Linked DNA regions of Homo sapiens: region 2 is linked to region 1. Evidence: read pairs that join two places in POLR2A ChIA-PET (ENCODE). Cell type or tissue: B cell. All regions are shown on one strand. Each heading gives the region's core, and the rest is flanking DNA. Links, peaks and the distances in the headings are about the cores only. Region 1 overlaps PKD1 (polycystin 1, transient receptor potential channel interacting). Region 2 holds the start of MCRIP2 (MAPK regulated corepressor interacting protein 2).

Region 1 (5,341 bases), core at 1-5,000:
TCCCTGGGCCCATCCCACACATTGCCAGCATCCCCAAGCTATGGCCTCCCACCCTTGAGCTCCCCACTCCCAGAGGTCAGGAGGGGACTTTCTGATGGAAGACCCAAATGAACACTCATCTGGGGAAACCAAGCCAGGAGAGGCCTGGGGGCCTCAGCCCTCTGCACCCATCTCAGCCCTATGCCGAGTGCCACATGGACCTGTCCACCCAGGGCCAGGAAGGGCACGGACCCCCAACCCATCCCACGCAGGGCCAAGGCCCCCCATCCCCTGTCCACAGTCCCCCACAGAGCCAAGGTCTCCCAACCCTGTCCACAGCCCCCACACAGACTCGAGGGGCCCCCATCTCCTGTTCTGAACCCAACAGGGTGGTCCCACTGTGGGACCACAACCAGGTATGACTGTGTGAGAAGCAGGCTCACTACCAGGCTACCAGGGAGCACAGGGGAGCAGGCGCCACCTCGAGGCATAAACCCAGAGAAACAAGACCTCCAAGACGGCCAGGCACTGGGGCACACGCCGGTAACACAGCACCGTGGGAGCTGAGACGGAAGGATCGCCTGGGCCCAGGATTTTGAAACCACCCTGGGCAACACAGTGAGACCCCGTATCTACAAAAAATACACATTAGCCAGGCATGGCGGCATGCGCCTGGGGTCCCAAGTACTCGGGAGGTAGAGGAGAGAAAAATCACTTGAGCCCAGAGAGGTCAAGGCTACAGGGAGCTGAGATCGCATCACTGTACTCCAGCCTGGGTGAAACGGCGAGACTCTACCTCAAAAATAAATAAATACATACATAATTAATAAATAAAACATCAAAGACCAGCCGACCTAACTCCATCTAAAATACACAACTTCTACGCAAAATATAAATAAAATTAGAAAACAAACTACAATCTCAGAAAAGCACTAGCAACTTACACGACATACTAAAGGCCAAAAATACCCTCCTGACACACAGCTAATAAAGAAAACGTCAACTATTCCAGTTAAAAAGAAGAAAAGGAAACTGGGTGTGGTGGCTTATGCCTGTAAACCCAGTGCTTTGGGAAGGCCAGGAGTTTGAGACCAGGATGGACAGCATAGCAAGACCCCATCTCTACAAGGAAAAAAAGAATCAGCCAGGCATGGTAGTGTGTAACTGTAGTTCCAGCTACTCGGGGGGCTGAGGAGGAAGGATCGCTTGAGCCAGGGAAGTCGAGGCTGCAGTGAGCTATGATTGTGCCACTGCAGTCCAGCCTGGGCGACAGAGCAAGACCCGGTCTCGAAAGAAAACAAAGAGAAAGCAAGGAAAGAAAGATGGCCGGGCACGGTGGCTCACTCCTGTAATGCCAGAACTTTGGGAGGCCAAGGTGGGTGGATCATGAGATCAAGAGATCGAGACCATCCTGGCCAACAGGGTGAAACCCTGTCTCTACTAAAAATGCAAAAATTAGCCGGGCATGGCGGCGGGAGCCTGTAGTGCCAGCCACTCAGGAGGCTGAGGCAGGAGAATCACGTGAACCCGGGAGGCGAAGGTTGCAGTGAGCCAAGATCACGCCACTGCAATCCAGCCTGGTGACAGAGCGAGACTCCATCTCAAAAGAAAAAAAAAAGAAAAGAAAAGAAAGAAAGGGAGGAGAGAGAGAAGAAAAGGAGAAGGGGAAAGAGCCGGGTGCAATGGCTCCTGCCTGTAATCCCAGCACTTTGGGAGGCTGAGGCGGGCGCATCACCTGAGGTCAGGAGTTCAAGACCAGACCGACCAACACGGAGACACCCTGTCTCTACCAAAACTACAGAATTAGTCGGGCGTGGTGGCAAGCACCTGTAATTCCAGCTACTCAGGAGGCTTAGGCAGGAGAATCACTTGAACCCGCGAGGCAGAGGTTGCAGTGAGCTGAGATCGCACCCCTGCACTCCAGCACCCCATCCTGCAAGAGTGAAGCTCCATCTCAAAAAATAAAAATAAAAAAAAAAAGGATGGAGGGTGAGAGGGAGGGAGGAAAGAAAGAGAAAACTCCAAAAACAAAAAAAGAAAAACCAGGCAATTAGAAGAAGCACAATTGGTCACAGCCGTAGGAAAAACATCCCATGTCAGTAGTCAGTGAAGAAAAAGCAACAGAAACCACAGGGCGGCAGCATGTCTCTCTTTTCAGAGCTGCCCGAGTTACAAACCAGGTCCTGGAGCTGGTGATGCGGAGGTGAGTAGACAGAGAGCTGGGGCAAACCGAGAACTCCACCTCCCCTCGGCCTCAAGCACCTCGGGGGTCACTCTGCCGCCCACCCTGGGCACCCCTCCTGGTCCCACGCACTCCCAGTAGTGCTCCTGGCACAGGACTATGGCTCCGCAGGTCTGCACACCACCCCCCTGCTCCCCAGGACCCCGAGGCCTCACCTCCTGCCACGGGCCTCTACTTCCCCAGGTGTCACCCTCCCCACGAGTGACCCAGCAGGTGCCTCCGCCTAGACTTGCTCTTCCCAGCAATGACCACCCGGCAGCCAGCCCCAAGCCGGGGCGGCCTCCATCCCTGAACACCCGCCCAGCCCCTGCCAGCCTCCAGCCCTGCTCCTCCCACCGGAGCTCCGCTCCCACAGGAGCCTACCCGGCGCAGGAGAGACGCACACACAGGCTGCCCGGTGGGGCCCGGGGCCAGGGCAAGAGCTTGAGAAGGGAACCAACAAAGAAGGGGACCAGAGGCCACCCCAGCTGAGGGGACAGAGCAGCCGAGGCCTTCTCCGTGCCAGGAAGCAGCACCAGCCACGGACGGTGGAGCCAGGCCCTCACCTGGGCTGGGTGCCCAGACAGATGAGACGCTGGGCACTGGCTCCCGGAGCTTCTCGTTCCATCTGCGGATGGAGGGCACGGTTGGGGGTGCAGTTCCCTTCCCCCAGGGGCTGTGGGACACTCAGAGAGCCTATGCCTGTGCCCTGGGCTCCGGGAGGGGAGAGGATCTGGGGGCCAGGCACACAGGGAACGGCCCCTCCGGCAGGGCCACCACTTCCCCCCTAACTGAACCCTGCTTCTCTGCCGTCCCCTCCTCTACACCAAGGTAGGGACACGGGCTGAGGTGCTCCCCACTGCCCATAAGGATGGGTGGGCCCACAGCCGCGCTGCTAGGCATCCACACCATCCCCGCCGTGGGGTGGGACAGGGTGGTGGCTGGGAGACCAGCAAGAGGCCATTCTCGAGACAGGGTGAGGCAGCTGGACTCACACCCACTGCCCAAGCACCATGCCCGAGGGGGAACACTGTGCCGTGAGGAACTGCAGTTAGACCTGAGGAGGGACTTTCCAGCGGCTGCGGCGGCAGCAGAACCAATGCTTTAGGGAGAAATGAGGCACCGGGACCCGAGGCGCAGGAGCCCTAAGGGGCGAGAGGTGCTGCAGAGGCCACGGTGAACACAGGCAGGCCCCCTGGAAGGGACACAGCTGTGAAACTGCCCCAGGGAGGGGCACAGGCTCTCGCACCTGCCCCCAGGCATGGGGAGCAGCTCCCACCCAGGCCACGGGAGAAAGGAAAGAAGGAAAAGCCTGAAGATGTTTGGCCACACCTCATTTTCTGGAAAATCCATCAAGAGTGGCTGCTGCTGGGAGCTGACAAGCCAGGGCAGGGGTGGGGGCAGGTCAGCCGAGGACCCCAGAGCCCCCCGGCTCCCCGCCCATCCCACTGTGAACCAGGCCTGGGGGTGCCATGGACACTTCTTCCACGCCAGCAGGCAGCCCTGCCTGTCACCGGTTCTGGCCATGCACTCCCTGCGTGCCAGGCTCCAGGCTGGCTCCTTCTCCCGGCCCTCACCCCAGCCCAAGGCCCAGAAATGCAGCAAGGTCTTGGGGACCCCGCTCGGCCGAGCTCCCAGGGCCCAGGGCAGTGGAATGAAGCTGGGGCCCAGACAGGAGCCAGGTGCAGTCCCCCAGCCCCCAGGGTGTGGAAGCGTCTGCCCTGGGTAGGACTCAGGTGCCCCCTGGGTGTGGAAGCATCTGCCCTGGGCAGGACTCAGGTGTGGGCTTCAGGGACAGGGAACAGCACAGGGGTCCCCGTGGAGTCCTCACCTCGCTTGCTCCCGTACTTTTTCACGTCTCCATCTGCTTTTGCCATCGCCGTTCTGGGGGAACGCCAAGGCCTAGCCAGGCAGCCTCGCGCCAGCCCCCCCACCCCGCCCCTCGGGCTTCCTCTGCACCCGCCAGGTGACATCATCGCCGCTGTCTGATGCCCTGCCCCCACGTTCTGGTTCCCTGCAAGGATGGGGGACACAGCAGGGCCCAGGCATCTGGCAGCAGGACCACCGAGCGGCCCTAAGCCCAGGCAAGAGCACAGAGCAGAGTGCAGGGTCCTCTGGGGTCCCAGGCCCTTGCTGCCCCACGCACTCCTCACCCCAGTTCCTGCTATGAGCTGGAAGGGTGGGAGCCAGGTGCACAGGGACAGCCTGATGGGTGCCCGAGGGCCAGGATGTGCTCCCAGGGAAGCTGAAGCCAAGCTTGTCGGGAGGAGTACACCCCCATGGGGGGCAGGACGGTGCCCCAGCCCCGGGACACAAGGGGTCCCCAGCGCCGAGCGTCCGATCTGGAAGGCGGGAGGAGTTAGGACCATCCTAGCGTGGGACCCAGCGGGCTCCTTAGCGGCTGCTGGGGCACCACTGGGTGGAGAAGGAAGTCCCAGGTGTGTGGCCACAGTACGGGTCTTCACCCCTTCCCAGCACCCTTGCCAATCCTGGAGCAGGAGCAGCAACAGCAGAGGGTGTGGCCAGGCCTGGAGGCTGCCCCTCCACACCCGTCACAGGTGGGGCCACGTCCCAGGGCTGTGGGCAGCAGGGCCAGCCTGCCGGCCCGAGGTAGCTGACACGTGTCTCATGCTGCAGCGGGTCTGCCCGCCACCCGGGCGTGTGAACCCCAGGTCGGGCCCCCTCGCCCTGGAGCCTCGGCCCCTCAGGGGTGTTCCCAGCCAGGCGCTGGCTCTCCTGCCCTCCCCCTGGGCTCTGCCCACAGTTGGCGCGAGGGTGGGTGAAGCCTGAGGCTGGCAGGGCCGGGAAGTCTTGGGGCTGGGCCTTCTGCCCCACAGGCGCTCCTGGGCCGGGGGAGCCGGGGTCGGGGAATGCAACAGTGGGACTGAGGAGAACTTCCCTGGGTGTGGGGCAGCTCCCGGGGCCCTCCCAATCCACAGCAGAGGGAATGGCCCCAGACAAACCAGACCTGCCTCAGAGTCTCACACTCAGAGCTGAGTGCCCCAGGCGCCCACTCCCCAGACCAGATGCTGAGTGGGGTCTGGGGGCCGGACGGAGCCCCCAAAGAAACATCTGCACATTCCAGACACGTGTGGTCAGCAGCGGGTGTGCGCCAGGCCCGGCACCCCCGCCCGCGCTGGC
Region 2 (5,354 bases), core at 64-5,063, 1.5 Mb before region 1:
GTTGCCCAGGCTGGAGTGCAGTGGCACGATCTTGGGCTCACTATTTTTAGTAGAGACGGGGTTTCCCCGTGTTAGCCAGGATGGTCTCGATTTCCTGACCTCGTGATCCGCCCGCCTCGGCCTCCCAAAGTGCTGGGATTACAGGCGTGAGCCACCGTGCCCGGCCAAGTGATTAACTTCTTTTAATCTATAATTAAGGCCTGAGTCCTGAAGACCTTCCCCTGGAGCCTCAGTAAACTGACTTAATCTTGTTTCCTGCTAAATCATGAAGGTTTGGGGAGTTCCTTCGGGCTCCCAATAAACTTGTCTGTGGAGGCCTGGAGAGTTTCTTCAGACCTCCAATAAACTTGTTTAATCCTAAACGGGTCCTATTAAGAATTCCTTCGTTATCTTGTCGCGCTTCAAGGCCCAGGAGAGGCCTGGGCACAGCTCTTGGTGGGCTTTTGTTACATTCCAGCCTTTGAAGAAGGGCACTGGCTTTTCTTCTTTAGAGTCCTGCTCTGTCGCCCAGGCTGGAGTGCAGTGATGTGATCTCAGCTCACTGCAACCTCCACCTCCTGGGTTCAAGTGATTCTCCTGTCTCAGCCTCCCGAGTAGCTGGGACTACAGGTGTGTGCCACCACACCCGGCATTTTTTTTTTTTTTTTTTTGAGACGGAGTCTCACTCTTTTGCCCAGGCTGGAGTGTAGTGGCACGATCTTGGCTCACTGCAACCTCTGTCTCCCAGGTTCAAGTGATTCTCCTGCCTCAGCCTCTGGAGTAGCTGGGATTATAGGCACCTGCCACCATGCCTGGCTAATTTTTTTTTTTTTTTTTTTTTTGTATTTTTAGTAGAGATGGGGTTTCACTAAATTGGCTGGGCTGGTCTCGAACTCCTGACCTTAGGTCATCCACCTGCCTGGGCCTCCCAAAGTGCTGGGATTACAGGTGTAAACCACCGATCCTGGACAGCTTTTTAAGCTTTTAATATTGAACTAACCACTCTGCACTGAAATAATTGTTATGGAGGCCTGCGTTAGTGAGACCTGGCCTGCCACACTCTCACATCTGTGGGGCGGGTACAGGAGCCCCAGGGGCCGAAGAGGCACACGTCGGGCCTCTGGGTGCACCTCAGCCTGGGGGCCAGGACGTGGGGCAGAGTGCAGCCAGGGTTCTGACTCCTGGGGTGGAAGGGAGACTCCCAGGGCATCATGTCTCTACCCAAGTCCAGGGGGATGAGCCGCTTTTTCTCTTCTTAGACCCAGTCCCAAGACCCAAGCCAAGGGTGACCCTTCACACTGGCCCAGGCCTCTGCAGGCACCTTGGCTGAGGCTCCCCAAGTATGAATGGTAAATCCTTGCCTCCAGCCTCGGCACAGAGGAGCCCAGCACAGACGCCCCCAGCACAGAGTCCCCCAGCACACAGCCCCCAACACAGAGCTCCCCTGCACACAGCCCCCCTGCACAGACACCCCCAGCACAGAGTCCCCCAGTACAGAGCCCCCAGCGCAGATACCCCCCATAGCACAGAGCCCCCAGAACAGAGACCCACAGCACAGAGTAGCCCCCCAGCACAGGGCCCCCCGGCACAGGGATCCCCAAGCACAGGGACCCCCCCAGCACAGGGATCCCCCCAGCACAGGGCCCCTCAGCACAGGGCCCCCCAGCACAGGGACCCCCCCAGCCCAGGGATCCCCCCAGCACAGGGCCCCCCAGCACAGGGCCCCCAGCACAGGGATCCCCCCAGCACAGGGCCCGCAGCACAGGGATCCAGCACAGGGACTCCTCCCCAGTACAGGGATCCCCCCAAGCACAGAGACCTCCAGCACAGGGATCCCCCCAGCACAGGGCCCCCCAATACAGGGATCCCCCCAGCACAGGGATGCCCCCAGCACAGGGCCCGCAGCACAGAGCCCCCCAGCACAGGCACAGGGACCCCCCCCCAGTACAGGGATCCCCCCAGCAGAGAGACCTCCAGCACAGGGATGCCCCCAGCACAGGGCCCCCCAGCACAGGGATCCCCCCAGCACAGGGATGCCCCCGGCACAGGGCCCGCAGCACAGAGCCCCCCAGCACAGGCACAGGGACCCCCCCACAGTACAGGGATCCCGCCAGCACAGAGACCTCCAGCACAGGGATGCCCCCAGCACAGGGACCCCCAGCACAGGTTCTCCTCCAGCGCTTGTCAAAGGTGGGCCCTGGGGCTCCGAGGACCCTGCTCGCACATCGCCGCTGACCCCGCAGGGCCCCTGGGTCCTCGCCGCCAGCAGTCTGAGTGCGGTGCCCCGACACTGACATGGCCTCCAGGCAGCAACGGCCTTCCCGGGCAGCAGGGCGCCTCGTCCGCCTTGGCCTCGGGCCTCCGGGGGCTGGGGCGGGGTTGCTGGCGGCTCCGCCCCCGCCTGCCAGTTTCCCAAAGGGCGCAAGCGCCGCCTCCGCCGCGTGTCCGGGGTCAGCCCGAGCCCGTGCGGGCCCTTTAAGGGCCGGGGGCGTGTAGCGGGCCCGCCCCCTCCCCGCGGCGCCCGCAGTCCGTTAAGTGCGAGCCCCGGCGCAGGGGCCGGATCTGGCCGGGGGCCGGCGGCGGTGTGGGAGCGGCGCGTCATGTACACCATCACCAAGGGGCCCAGCAAGCTGGTCGCGCAGCGCCGCACAGGTGCGCACGGGCCGGGGAACGGGAACGGGGACGGGGCGGGGCGCGGCGGCGGCTGACCGCCCCCCGGTGCCCGCAGGTCCCACGCAGCAGCAGGTGGAGGGCCGGCTCGGCGAGCTCCTGAAATGCCGGCAGCCCGCGCCGCCGACCTCGCAGCCCCCGCGGGCGCAGCCCTTTGCGCAGCCGCCGGGACCCTGGCCCCTGTCGAGGTGAGACGCGCGCGGCCCCGGCCCGGCCCGGCCCGGCTTCCCCTCCCCCGCCGGCCGCCCTAGAGCGGAGGGTGACCTTGGGGAAATGTTAGTGAGGTCCGGCCACGTGCTGCAGGCGGGGCGGGCGCTCCGGGCGCGGGGGGTGCGCGGGTCCTGCCCACTACGCGCCCGCGGGCCTGCGCCTCGCACTTCCGCCTCACCTGGCCGGGCCCGGGCCCCCAGCGGGGAGAAAGCCGGCCAGTTCCTGGGTCGCAGGGGCCTCCAGCGTCCGAGGTCGGTGCTTCGGGCGACCTTGGGTTGCTGCTGGAACCCTGACGTGCAGCAGGCCCAGGCCACGGTTCGCGGAGAGCGTCGGGCGCTGGTCCTCAAGATCTCCCGGCTCTGCCCTTGCAGAGCTCAGTGGGGGAGACGTGCGTGCGCTTCCCTCGGGCAGGGCCGCTGCCCTCCTCCGCCCTTCACCCCAGACACCCTGGGGCAGTGGGGCCTCCCCCCATCCGGTTGCTTCTGCTTTTCCTAACCCAGTTAGGAAACTCCGAGACCACAGGAGCCTCAGTCCGGCCACTGTGGCCTCCCCGTGACCATGACCCAGAGGTTGGACAGCCCCGCAGGGCTGGACGTTTGACTTTGGCTCAGTTCCTCCACCGTTCCCTTCATTTATCCTGTGCCTCTCCCAGGCCTGTGGATTTTGCTGTGGCCCCAAGCCGGCCCGAAGGCTCCTGGAGGTGGTAGGGTCATGGCCTGAGGCGGTGCTGGGGAGGAGAGCTCGGGCCAGGAGTTCAGGGCAGCTACAGGTGGGGGGGTGCCGAGCCACCCTCAGCCTGCCCCCTGCCTACCTCTCAGAAAGGTGTGGAGGTTCCAGCGGGGCGGGGGCTCTCTGGGGCTCCATCCTAGTGAGGTAAGTGCCCTCTACCAGAGGCGCCTTCTGGCGGGAGGTGAGTGGGCCCCTAGGTGCTTCCAGCATCCCAGCTCTGCTGGGACGCTCCGCGGACATCACCCTTGGTCCTCGTGGCCGCTCTACTTCCCAGGGGAGGAAACCGAGGCACACCTGTAGCCACCACCTGGTCCCCAGGCAGGGAGCATGAGGCTGGAGTGGCCCAGGGTGACGCCGTCTCTCTTAACCTGGGGAAACCACCTTTCTTCTCTCTCCAAGACCCCACTGCTAGGGAGGGCAGGGGTAAGGCTGTGGCACAGTTAGGAGGAGTTAGGGAAGAAGATGGAAATGCTTCCCAGAGTTCTCCATGGGACCCCAAGGGTCCCAGTGGGCAACACCAGGCCCACTGGCTGTTGTCTCTTTTTTTTTTTTTTTTTTTTTGGAGACAGAGTCTCCATCTGTCGCCCAGGCTGGAGTGCAGTGGCGCAATCTCAGCTCACTGCAACCTCTGCCTCCCGGGTTCAAGCGATTCTCCTGCCTCAGTCTCTTCAGTAGCTGGGACTACAGGTGCGTGCCACCATGCCCGGCTAATTTTATATTTTTGTATTTCACCATGTTGGCCAGGATGGGCTCGATCTCCTGACCTCATGATCCACCCGCCTCAGCCCCCCAAAGTGCTGGGATTACAAGTGTGAGCTACCGCGCCCGGCCTGTTTTCTTAAAGTCCCCATGTGAGGTCCTCTGTCAGCCAGTGGGACCTGTGGGAGTTGAGTGGGCTTCACCCCGTGTGCAGTGGGGCTAGAGGAGCCCTGGGCAGGGCAGGATGTGTGCTGCCCTCTCCTCCCTGGGGTCACCCACCTTCCCACCCCCAGGCCCCAGCGCTGGGAGCTTCTGGCAGCAGTGGGATCTCTGCATGAAGCCCCCATCCTGCTCCTGCACCTTCTTGGGGCAACCACCTTCCCTCTGTTTCTTTTTTTTTGAAATGGAGTTTTGCTCTGTTGCCCAGGCTGGAGTGCAATGGCAGGATCTCCGCTCACCGCAACCTCTGCCTCCTGGGTTCAAGCGATCCTCCTGCCTCAGCCTCCCGAATAGCTGGGATTACAGGCGTGCACTGCCACACCCAGCTAATCTTGTATTTTTAGTAGAGTCAGGGTTTCTCCATGTTGGTCAGGCTGGTCTCAAACTCCCTACCTCCGGTGATGCGCCCACCTCGGCCTCCCAGAGTGCTGGGATTACAGGCGTGAACCACCGTGCTTGGCCAACCACCTTCCCTCTGAACCACCCCACCCCATGCTGCCACCCACCTCGCTGTTTTTTACTTCATTTAATTTTTTTCTTTTTGAGACAAGGTCTTGCTCTGTCACCCAGGCCGGGGTGCAGTGGTGCAATCATGGCTCACTGCAGCCTCAACCTCCCAGGTTCAAGTGATCCTCCCACCTCTCGACTTCCTGAGTAGCTGGGATGACAGGCGAGCACCACACCTGGCTCATTTTTAACTTTTATGTAGACAGGTCTCACTATGTGGCCCAGGGTAGTATTCAATTCCTGGGCTCGAGCAATTCTCCCGCCTTGGCCTGTGGAAGCGTTGGGGTTATAGGTGTGGGCCACCGCGCCCGGCCCTGCCCTGCCTTTTCTTCTCCTTGGTG

Evidence for each region. Peaks named below come from ENCODE experiments on the same cell type or tissue, not always from the same donor. Only the 100,000 strongest peaks of a DNase experiment are listed, where the experiment ranks them.
Region 2: POLR2A ChIA-PET joins it to region 1 with 5 read pairs; 1 of 35 experiments calls an interaction of 5 or more read pairs at or near these places.

Annotation. Positions count from the first base shown.
Region 1 is chr16:2,119,434-2,124,774 of GRCh38, forward strand. The region is part of intron 1 of PKD1 (polycystin 1, transient receptor potential channel interacting); the gene reads right to left. Among named protein-coding and RNA genes, the nearest start is that of MIR4516, 11 kb to the right of the region's middle. RefSeq lists an enhancer at 4,439-5,280. In B cell, for the core only: no CTCF peak of the experiment used is centred there; a DNase peak (open chromatin) is centred at 2,118.
Region 2 is chr16:639,413-644,766 of GRCh38, forward strand. MCRIP2 (MAPK regulated corepressor interacting protein 2) reads left to right here and starts at 2,416. Exons shown (of 5, transcript NM_138418.4): 1 at 2,416-2,631; 2 at 2,708-2,837. The coding sequence starts at 2,580. RefSeq lists enhancers at 1,428-2,339, 3,481-3,530 and silencers at 2,231-2,780, 2,811-3,090, 3,101-3,240. In B cell, for the core only: no CTCF peak of the experiment used is centred there; DNase peaks (open chromatin) are centred at 2,489, 2,689, 3,149 and 3,269; H3K4me3 peaks cover 1,768 bases; H3K27ac peaks cover 1,508 bases.